Linked DNA regions of Homo sapiens: region 1 is linked to region 2. A link is an interaction called in ENCODE POLR2A ChIA-PET data of the cell type or tissue named here. Cell type or tissue: endothelial cell of umbilical vein. All regions are shown on one strand. Each heading gives the region's core, and the rest is flanking DNA. Links, peaks and the distances in the headings are about the cores only. Region 1 has its middle 150 kb from the start of CDC7. Region 2 overlaps TGFBR3 (transforming growth factor beta receptor 3).

Region 1 (5,381 bases), core at 247-5,246, 130 kb before region 2:
GAGTGTATACCTATTTTCCTTCTTCTGTTCTCATTTTATTGATATTTCTACAAGGCATCTGGCTTAAACATATGTGTTAAATCTGTTGTTTGACCAGAAGTCTGGAAACATATTAATAACACCATAGAACACATAACAAATCCTTCTAGCTTCATATAGGTCATGTGAGAATTACTAAAACTAACTCCCTTTTATGGACACTATTTGAGATGGAGTATTAGAGAGTAAGAGACTGTAGGGTAAATATGCCAGATCCAGACCGCCAATGGAAAAGCTAGAGAGCAGTCCCCATACTTTCCTGGATTACCCCCTCCCCTACCCCAAGCTATGCTCCCTCTCCTTCCTGGGGGTGGCGGGGGGTGGGCACTGAATCCCCACCAAGCTCTGAGCCTGCTCTCTTTCTCTCCAGGCCTTCGCAGATGCTGCTTTCACAGCCTGGAATGTCCTTTCTTCATTTCACCTGACCAAGTCCTTTTAACCTTCCAGAACCCAGCACAGAGCATCATTAACCCCTCACACTCAGCACTGGGTCAGGTACCTCCCTTGTGCATTTAAAGTACCCCACTCCTGCATTCATAACAACGCTTAATATACCAGAATTGTCACTGCCTGTGACTTTGACCTCCTTGAGCACAAGAACCGAACATTTTTCTTTTTAGAGCTAGTACTTCTCACAGTACTTGACAGATGTTTAAAAGTGGCTGTAGAGGCCGGGCGCGGTGGCTCACGCCTGTAATCCCAGCACTTTGGGAGGCCAAGGTGGGCGGATCATGAGGTCAGGAGATTGAGACCATCCTGGCTAATGCGGTGAAACCCCGTCTCTACTAAAAATACAAAAAAATTAGCTGGGCGGTGGCGGGTGCCTGTAGTCCCAGCTACTCGGGAGGCTGAGGCAGGAGAATGGCGTGAACCTGGGAGGCGGAGCTTGCAGTGAGCCGAGATCGTGCCACTGCACTCCAGCCTGGGTGACAGAGCGAGACTCTGTCTCAAAAAAAAAAAAAAAAAGTGGCTGTAGAACAAATGGAATAAATGGATCAATGAATAGATGTATGGATGCTTCAAACAGGCTCTCCTTGGAAAGACTGCCATAGAAGAGCAAGGCCTCAGGCTTGGGGAAAAAAGAGGAGTTCAAGTTAGGAATGAGTTTCTCCTGTCCAGCTCTCACCTAAACCTTGGTGAACTAGTTCCCAGAAATAGTAGAGTAAAGGAGGTGGTCCAGCCAGTTGTTACTGATCTGGATTGGCAGAAATGGAAGAAAAGATGCCAGAGTAGCAATGGAGTATTGATGCAGAAAAGGCAGAGAAGGGAATCCGTATGTAAAAATACCAGCCTGAAGCTGCAAAAAGCTACAAACAAGAACCTCCCTAAGAGCTTATCATACCAACAATAAGAAGCACTACTACTAACGCTTATATCTTAGGGACTTTTTACAGTTCTGTGATGTTGTAGCTCATTTTATCTTTACAACAGTCTTATGAGTTGGGTGCTTATTCATATTTTATAGATGAGGAAACTGAGGCACAGGAAACTTACCCAAGTCGATTCAGCTAGGAAGTGGCAATGCCGGAGTCTAAATCCAGACAGTCTAAATTTGGCATCCATGCTCTCAACCATGACAAGAGAAAAGCTGCCTCCCCTCTCATTTCCTGATCTCACCGATTCACCACCTACCCCAAGTTGCTAGAAAAACAATTCATCTTTTTTGATAGAAGAATATTCCTGTCAAGGCAGGATTCCCAGCTGTATTTGGTCTCATAGCTCAGGTAGAACAAAAGTGAGGTGAGGAAGAGAGCTGGGAGGGAGAAAGGCCCAGTGTCTGGGATGGTCCTTATATCCCCTTCCCTTGACAAACACATTCCCAGAAAGAATCAGTATAGAGGAAAAAGGGAGAGAACAGAAAAACTGCAGATAGGTCCAACTGACTGTCCCTCCCTGGAGAGTGGTCCCCTCCAGGCCTGGTGGCAGGCACTCTGTGGCCTGCATTCCAAAGATGGGCTTTGGTTTTTGGACCCAGGAAGAAGGGGCCAATATGCATCAGGGATCAAGTCAGAGTCAGTGACTCAGCCCACACAAGGCCCAGAGGTTCAGTAACACATCACAAGATGCTGAGACATGTCTCAAACACTTGCCAGCTGAGTCCATCTGGAACATGAGTTCTGAGCAGAAAAGAGCAGGGAGATGAGGGGAGGAGCCCTGGATGTGCTAGTCAGTGAGAACTGACTCAGAGGTGACTTCCAAGGCCAACCTGGGGTGATCTGGCTGAGTCTCGGACCAGTCTCAAGTGCTGTGGAAGGTCATGAGAGTGGCAAGGCTGAACCTCAAGACCAGTTTCCCAAGCAGGGAGGAGAGGGTGACTCCAACACTGCCTAGCCTCTCCCATGCCGTCCCTTTCTGGTCTCACTCAGGCCAGGGAGGACTGTTTTCCCAGGATGGCCCACCCTGAAATGTAGGAGGCAAAAGAAAGGAGCGCTATCAAAAATCCCTGGGGCAGTCTTGTTGCCACTTCTCTGAATCCTTTCAAAGGAAAAGAGCTCATAAGCAAGGCCATGAAATTGTTCCCACTTGTATAAGCAGAATTCTCACACTTGTGACTATTGAGCTTGTGATGTGAAATTACTTGTTCCATGTCTGTCTTTCCCACCGGGCAGTAACTGTTACCAGGGAAGGGACCAGGCTGGTCTTGTTCACTTGTGCCTAGGAGAGTGCCTGGTACACAGCTGGTGCTCAACACATATGTGTTGGGTGATAAACTGTGCATGGACGCTGGTCTTCTTCTAGCCCTTAGTTAGGAATTAGTATGAACAAGACCTCTTCCCACCCTTCTTTACCGGACCAGCCTGCAGATGCTCTTGCTCCCCTCTCCCCCGTCCACCAGGGCCTCATTTTGCATTTGCAGAGCCGGCAATTAAAACTCCCCCAGAAACTTTCTAAGAGCCAGAGGCCAGGTCACGTGGCTTGGGCCACCGCATGGAGCCTGGGCCTCCTCTGGCCCCAGTTGCAGCTCAGGTGTCAGAGGCTGGGCTGGGGGTGGGGGCTGGACTGGGAGGGCAAGATTTCTAGGAATCACTGGGGGCCTGAATTACTCAGATGAAGAATTTGAGAAGTTGATTCAGCTTTTGGGAGGAAATGTCAGTAACTAGGGGAAAAACAACTGGGATGAAGGGCGAGCTCCCTGGCTATGGGAAAGTGTGCTGGCTCCAAGTCAAACTGGCTCTCATCCAGATTTTTATTTCTGGTGTTTGGTGGTTACATAAAAAAAGCTTATAAACTTAACTCCAGTTAGAAAAAAATACAACTATTTCTAATATTGATCCTGGATAATCCCTTCAAACCTGTCAGGGAGACCACCCGGTGTGAAGGGAGGTGGGGGCCCAGTAGGTGACAACTTAGGGAGGGCTGGGGCCAAGGAGGCTCTGGGGCTGCTTGATTTGGAACAGCACCTTCTCCATGCAGGATGCCTGTTTTACTGGTCACCTGGCTGCTTCCTATAGGATTTTAAGGACCAAGGGACAAAAAGTTAATGTACAGGCGTGCAGCCTCCAGCAGTGATTCCTAGCCTTTCTAGAGTGCTCCCATGCTCACATTTGTATCTGATATTTGGTGACTCTTCCTCTCTGGGCAGAAATAATAGGTTAGTGTATATTTTTCAAGTGGAAATGAATTAAAATAATTTTATCAGATTGATAAAAGCATGACAAATACCAAATAGAGGAATTAACGAAGTATATGAATGGACAGTTCACTATAGGAAAACAAATGCCAAATGAATGTGTGCAAAGATGTTCATCCCCAACAGTCGCCAAAGAAATGCAATCAAAACAAGGTACTATTTTGTGACTTTCAGATTAAAAGGACTAGAAAGAAATAATATCGTTTTTCAGTTTTAACTCTTGGAAGACCAGCAAGTCAACTGGAAGACCACTAGGCCTGAGGCCTCAGTCCGATGACTGGTCACCATATTCTCATATAAAAAGCATAGAGAGACAGAGTTCTTCCCAAATGCCTACAATAACCAGTTAGAAAATACAATGGGAAAAAAATTCCTTTCACAATAGCAACAACAACAACAAAATTTTAAATGCCCAGGAATTAATAAATTAATATAACAAGAAATGAGGAAGCTAGATAAAGAAAGCATTCTGCCTTACTGAGAGACAAGGACATCAAAAGAGGGGCACATCTAAAAATATCCGGATGAGTTAAAGATTTCATTGTAAAATATCAAATTGTAAAAGTCCTAGAGGAAAAGCTAGGTAATTATGTAATTATGAGATAGGGGAGACTTTCTGTGGATGATCCCAAAAGCAGAAACCATTAGCGAAAAGTTGGATAAATATGACCTATATAAAAATTTTTAAAGATATGTTGATGAACAGCATAAACCAAACTAAAAGGCAAATAACAAACTTATAAGTACTCAGAAATTTTCTCAATGTTAGCAGAAAACATGCTGCTGGCGTTGCATTTTGTTATAGAATGTTCATTAACATCTATTCTAAAGGAGTGTTTTTGGGGAAAGTGTCAGTAAGATGTGGTTTCAGTTCTTAATTCACAACAGCACATAATTCTGTGGGCCTTCTTCCAGTTCCTCAAAAACTACCAAGATCTTTTGGTTCTGACATCCTCTACATTTGCTGTTGTCTTTGCTTAAAAAGTAAATATGTCCTTTCTCACCCCATGGGCAGCCATGTCTCATGCTTCAGACTTGGGCACAAATGATGCCTTCTCAGAGAGGCTTACTTTAACCAGTCTAACTCAAGACATTCCTTACTCTTTATCCCACCAATATGTGCATTTTCTTTATAGCATTTATCAAAACCACACCTTGTAAATATAAACATATTTGTTCATTTGTGACTAGGCCTCCTCTGAAAGAGAGTAAGGCCATAAGGGCGGCTCAGGAAGACTCCTGCCTGTTCACAGGCATAGAGCAGTACTTGGTAGAGTAAAGTACAGCTGGCACAGGTCAGGCAGGCAACACTCATTTGTGGGACAATGAATAGGCACTCATCTGGTGTTGGAAGAGTAAGGGAAAATGAAACAGAGCTGCTCCCCTCCTAAAGGATTGGTTGCTTGAATGAATGGATGAATTAATGAACAGAGTTGGATAAGCCTCTCATGACAGTATTCTGTAAGGATTGTCACCCCATGTTTTGTCTCTCCTAAAGACCAGAACCTTGACTTGAATCAAGAGTCTTTGTCAAACTTAAACTTTATCTAACTTCAATCAAGTACAGATGCTCCTCAGCTTATGATGGGGTTATGTCCCAATAAACCCACTGTACATTTTAAAAGATCATAAATTGAAGATACGTTTAATACACCCAACCTACTGAACATCATAGCTTAGCCTTGCCTACCTTAAACACAATCAGAACATG
Region 2 (5,381 bases), core at 207-5,206:
ATTTTCTCAATGTCTTTATATTGACAGAAAATAAAAAAAGAAACTGAGATCCAAATGGGTCTACACATTTGCCCTCAAGTTTAAACAAAAAAGATCACAACAGAGGGAAGACCAAAAAAGAGGGAAGTCTTTTATTAAGACTCACAATCCAGTGCTGTCTTCTATACCTTGAAGCCTTGGTTTAAGAAACATTACTTTATGCCCAAGCCATACATACCAATATCAATAACTAGATCTTCAAAAAATATAATTAATGAGAAACTTCCATATATAGAATTTCTAGACTTAACCTATTTGCTAAACTGCTACATCAACATACTTATTTATTCATGCAAATGTTTATTTCACAAATGTTTCTTGACTGCTTACTATGTAGTGGGCACTGTTCTAATTCCTGGCAATACCAACTAAAGATAAAACATCTATACTGATGATATACTAGCAGAAGAGATAGACAGTGAACATATTTAAAAATAAATATCAGGTGGTAATATAAGTTACATTTTAAAGTAAAACAGTAAAAGAGAGTGTGTCTGTTGTGGGGTGCTATGACTATTTTAAATGGGGTGGTCAATGAAGGCCTCTCAGTGGAGGTAATGGCAAAGCAGGGACTGGGTGAAGGCAGCCACATGAGTAACTGGGAGAAGTACTTCAGGCAAAACAAAGAGCCCATGCCAAGGACAGGAGGCAAGATGTCAGGGCCCACTGCAGCACAGTGAGCAATGGTGAGAGTGCTGGGAGAAGGGGGAAAAGATCATTCAGGGCTCTGGTGGGGATTGCGCATTTTCATTGAAATGTAAAAAACCATGGCAGGAAGCTGAACTGGTGAACTTCGTGACTGGACGGAAGTCTTTCAAAAGATCATGCTGGCTGCCACTTAGAGAATAGATCTTAATTGCTAACAATGATAGCAGCTGACATTTATGGAGTGCTGATGATATTCCACGCACTGTTCTAAGCACCAGTCATGCTTTAATTATTTAATCGTCACAGCAACTCTATGAAGTAGATACTATGATTATGCCCACATGAGGAAAATGAAGCATAAAGAAGTTAACTGACTTGCCCAAAGCCCCACAGCTCATGAGCAGTGTAGCCAGGCTTCCAACACTGGCGCTCTACCCCAGATCTTGCACTCCTAAGAGGGATGGGCCAGAGGCCCACTGCCTCTCAAGTAAAAATGTGATGGTGGGTCAGACCGAAGGTGGTGGTCAGAAGTGGGCAGATTCAGAATATGGTCTTAGGGTAGAACAAATAGGATTGGATATGACATCTGAGCAAACACAGGAAGTCATGGATAATAATGCCAAGGACTGTGGCCCTGGCAACTGTGTGGTAGCGTCCTTTACAGAGCTGGGGAACACAGGAGTAAACAAACTGGAGACAGGAGGGAGCATGGAACTCAAACTAATGTGAGTGTGTGCTCATTTCCCATACTGCTGTAACAAATTACCATAAACTGGGTGGCTTAGAACAACAGAAGGCTATTCTCTCACAGTTCTGGAGGCCAGAAGTCCAAAATCAGCATTGCTAGGCCAAAACCAAGGTGTCAGCAGAGCCACATGCCCTCCAGAGGCTCCAGGAGAGAACCTGTTCCCAGCCTCTTTCAGGTTCTCGTGGCTGCTGGCATTCTTTGGCTTGTGGGTTCCAGACCACCAATCTCTGCCTGCATGGTCACACAGTCTTCCCTTTTGTCTGTGTCATCAAATCCCTGTCTTATAAGGATACATGTGACTGTATTTAGGGGCCACCAGATAATCCAGGATAATCCTCCATCTCACAATTCTTAATTTAATCACACCTGCTAAGGCTTTTTCTATATAAAGGCAACATTCCCAGGTTTAGGGGTTAGAACGTGGATATATCTTTGGGGGCCATTATTTAGCCTATCACAGTCAGGAATACCACAAATAAAAACAATAAAACGTACAGGTGTGGATAAACAGTGAGCAAAGCTTTTCCCTTTTACATGAGAATTTGATCTTCTGTTAACTCTCTCAATTCTGTAACCCTGGTAATCTGGTAAGACAATATGTCAATTATAACACAAGGCAGCTTGCTATTGGGACTGGAAAATTTTAAGACATCTGATAAGAAGTGACATCTGGGGGCTTCCCTGAGAGCAGTGATTCTTGTAAATGGGGCATATTTATGAGACAGAGTACCATGAAAACTATTCCTACATAGTTGCCTACTAGTTCCCGCAAGGGTCTAAGGCTTTTTTTTTTTTTTTTTTTTTTTCTGACATGGAGTTTCACTCTTGTTGCCCAGGCTGGAGTGCAATGGCATGATATTGGCTCACTGCAACCTCTGCCTCCCGGGCTCAAGCGATTCTCCTGCCTCAGCCTCCCAAGTAGCTGAGAATACAGGCATGCGTCACCATGCCTGGCTAATTTTGTATTTTTAGTAGAGACGGGTTTCACCATTTTGGTTAGGCTGGTCTCGAACTCCTGACCTCAGGTAACCCACCCGCCTCAGCCTCCCAAAGTGCTGGGATTACAGGTGTGAGCCACTGCACCCGGCCTTCCTAAGGCTTTTAAACTAGAGAACTACACACACACACACACACACACACACACACACACACACACACACACACAGAGATCTCATCTCCTGGCATTTGAGCCATCAGCTGGAGAGCTCTGGATGGCTATGTGAACTGATGAACTGATGTGTGAACAGTCACAAGGCACACAACAAGGAGGAATGCCTTGCTGCCATGCCGTAAGCTGTGGTCCTTGTCCTATACCCTTTTAAGTATAATGAAGCCACCCATGGCCTATGATAGTCTCATGGGTCTGAATGTTTATTTGGACCCAAGAAGACTCCTTGCCTGAGTTTGTTGCCACATGTAATAATATCGTTTCAGTTCATTATTTCCATTTCTTCCTCCACCACAGTTACTCAGCAGCAAAAAGGAGTAGAGCATTTGTTTCATCTGTTCATGCTCTTGTGTGGCCTCACTCAAACAGCAAAATGGCTAAAAAGGGCAAAGGGAAAGGAAAAGCTAGAGAACAAAAATTAGTAAATTCACAAAAACTGAGCTAACTGTTCCCTCAGGGAGAAGTGAGTACTGCCTACAAGGAACATGCTGCGCTGCCTGTGCTATGCCTTCCAGAGGCCTCTCCAGCAGAATGAAATGTAAAATCCCTAACCCACAGTTCTGCTGGAAATGTGCAAGTGGGCTCATTACTCAGAGCCAAGATAAAGGATAAATCTTTATGAGTACCGTAAGTATGAGTCATAAAAAATAGGAAACATATGTAGGACGTATACACAGTAATAGCACCAAGCCAGAGAAAGTGTTTAGGAAATGTATTTAAGAACACATGACAAAACAGGACGAAAAATTGCCCTTGTACATTGCTCTAAAACACATTTAAAAAAAAAACCTCACAGCAAGTCAAGGGCCCATATCACTTTGCTGATCTCTAATAAACATAGATCATTTCCATATTTGGAAATAGGCTGGCCTTTTTATTTTAAATGCAAATAGGAGAGCTGAATCAAGAAAAAGTAACTTGGAGTAGGCTTTGAAAGATTTTATGATTTGGGAAATTTGAAGAGCTTCCAAATAAAATACTGGGAATTAGATCTTAACAGCATTAAAAATGAACACAAAAGATTCTTTTAGAAAAATAATTGTTCACAATGGTAATATTACCATTTCATTTAGATTCTCACTATCTTAACAACCACTGGAAAAATGAGTGGAATCTTCAAACCTTATGAAAGCAGGAATCAAAAATAAACTGCAACACATGGGCTGACAACATACCGAGAGCAATGAAGGGCCTGCGTGAAAGCCCTCACGGGGATGCTGGGCTCAGCAGGAAGAACTCGCAGCAAGGAAGAAGCAGAGCCCCCTGGCCAAAAGCACCAAGTGACAATCTAGGGGATGAGGGCGTTCAGAATAGAAGGGAGGGTGATCGGCCCCCAGAAGTCTTTTGGGGCCAGATGACTGAGGCAAAATGTATCATCATTGGAAATTAAGCTCTTCAGTTGCCTTTGATTTTGGAAGATGCCCGAATTTAAGACAGCTTGGCAAGGCTAGGAGACACCTACATGCCCATGTGCCCAACACGGAATCATGTGTGTCCCAACGGACCTTTGGCTCCCTTGGACCAGGGCTTTCTCCTTTACCTTCAGAAACTGCTGCCTCCCAAGGAAAGCACTGCTTGCACATCGACTGACCTGAGGTTGAGAGGAGGAGCAGAGGAATGTGGAAAGGATTGTTTTTACCTTCATTAAGTGTTAAATTTACCTAAGACTCCCAGAGAGTCAATGCTCTTCAGGAACTATTCTGAGGCAGAAATTTCAATATAACTTCCACCTCATGAAAAAATCCAACTGTAGGTCATTAAAAGACCCCAGGGGCATGGCGAGGGCTGAGAGGTACGACAGCTCACTTTCGACCTTTTGTGCTCAGGCCTCTCAGCAGTTGCTATACCTCTCTGCCCCTCTCCCCCAAGGCACCTCGGTATGTGCTCACATCACTGGTAGTGAGGCCACACCTCACTCTGGGAGGGGGACTCACCTTTTAAGAAGACATCGATGCAGCTTCCACGTAAACGGGTCCACAGGCATGCAGTCCCTAACCTGTGGCAAGCCCAGTGCTAGGCACAGAGAACCGACAGCCACATCACCGACTTGCTGGAGCAAATTCAAAATGGATCAGATGTGTGTACACATGTATCAACAAATAGAAGTTAAGCCATAATGGGCACAAGGGGACACTTCAGCTCCGGGCAAGAGTTAGGCTATGGTAGTGACCTTGGATCCTAAAGCTGGGCTCTGTCCTTGCTTCACAGTGAGAATCAGTAACACCTCATCTCATTAGCTCTCTTATCTTCAAAAGTATCCAAGTCATACCTGTAATTTGCCCCTCATCCTCCAAGAGTTGTACAAATTTCAGGTTCAGCTGAAGGACTCTGTGGTTCAGGTGGAAAAAAAAAGCCATAAATACAAAGCATTATTGTAGGGTGCTTTGGACTAGAACCCTGTCTAATATCTGGGCCTTGATATTTCAGCCTTTCAGACAAGGCCAAGGAGCTCAGAGACAAGGACTCCTTCAATCAGCCAGCAGTGCCACTGAGGTGCCCCGGCGGGCTGGACAGGAAAGCATGGAGAACATGGCTGCAATGGAAGCCAAAGCAGCAGGTCTTCCAAACACAGACTCAGATGCCTGTGTCTTTAAGACCAGACCCTCATAAATGGATTGCTTCTGCTGGACACCACGCTCTAAATAAACAGACTCTTCTGGCCGACACACAACTTCCTGTAGGATTCTGGTGGGTAAAGCTTGAAAAGGCTGCCAAATCCAATGACCAGCAACTTTTGAGCTGACTTAGAAAACAAGCTACAAAGACTTGAGTCCAGAG

What was found. Peaks named below come from ENCODE experiments on the same cell type or tissue, not always from the same donor. Only the 100,000 strongest peaks of a DNase experiment are listed, where the experiment ranks them.
Region 1: POLR2A ChIA-PET joins it to region 2 with 8 read pairs; 2 of 35 experiments call an interaction of 5 or more read pairs at or near these places.

Annotation. Positions count from the first base shown.
Region 1 is chr1:91,648,806-91,654,186 of GRCh38, forward strand. No RefSeq gene overlaps it. Among named protein-coding and RNA genes, the nearest start is that of CDC7, 150 kb to the left of the region's middle. In endothelial cell of umbilical vein, for the core only: no CTCF peak of the experiment used is centred there; DNase peaks (open chromatin) are centred at 2,176 and 3,186.
Region 2 is chr1:91,778,334-91,783,714 of GRCh38, forward strand. The region is part of intron 3 of TGFBR3 (transforming growth factor beta receptor 3); the gene reads right to left. Among named protein-coding and RNA genes, the nearest start is that of TGFBR3, 110 kb to the right of the region's middle. In endothelial cell of umbilical vein, for the core only: no CTCF peak of the experiment used is centred there; a DNase peak (open chromatin) is centred at 3,258; H3K27ac peaks cover 1,141 bases.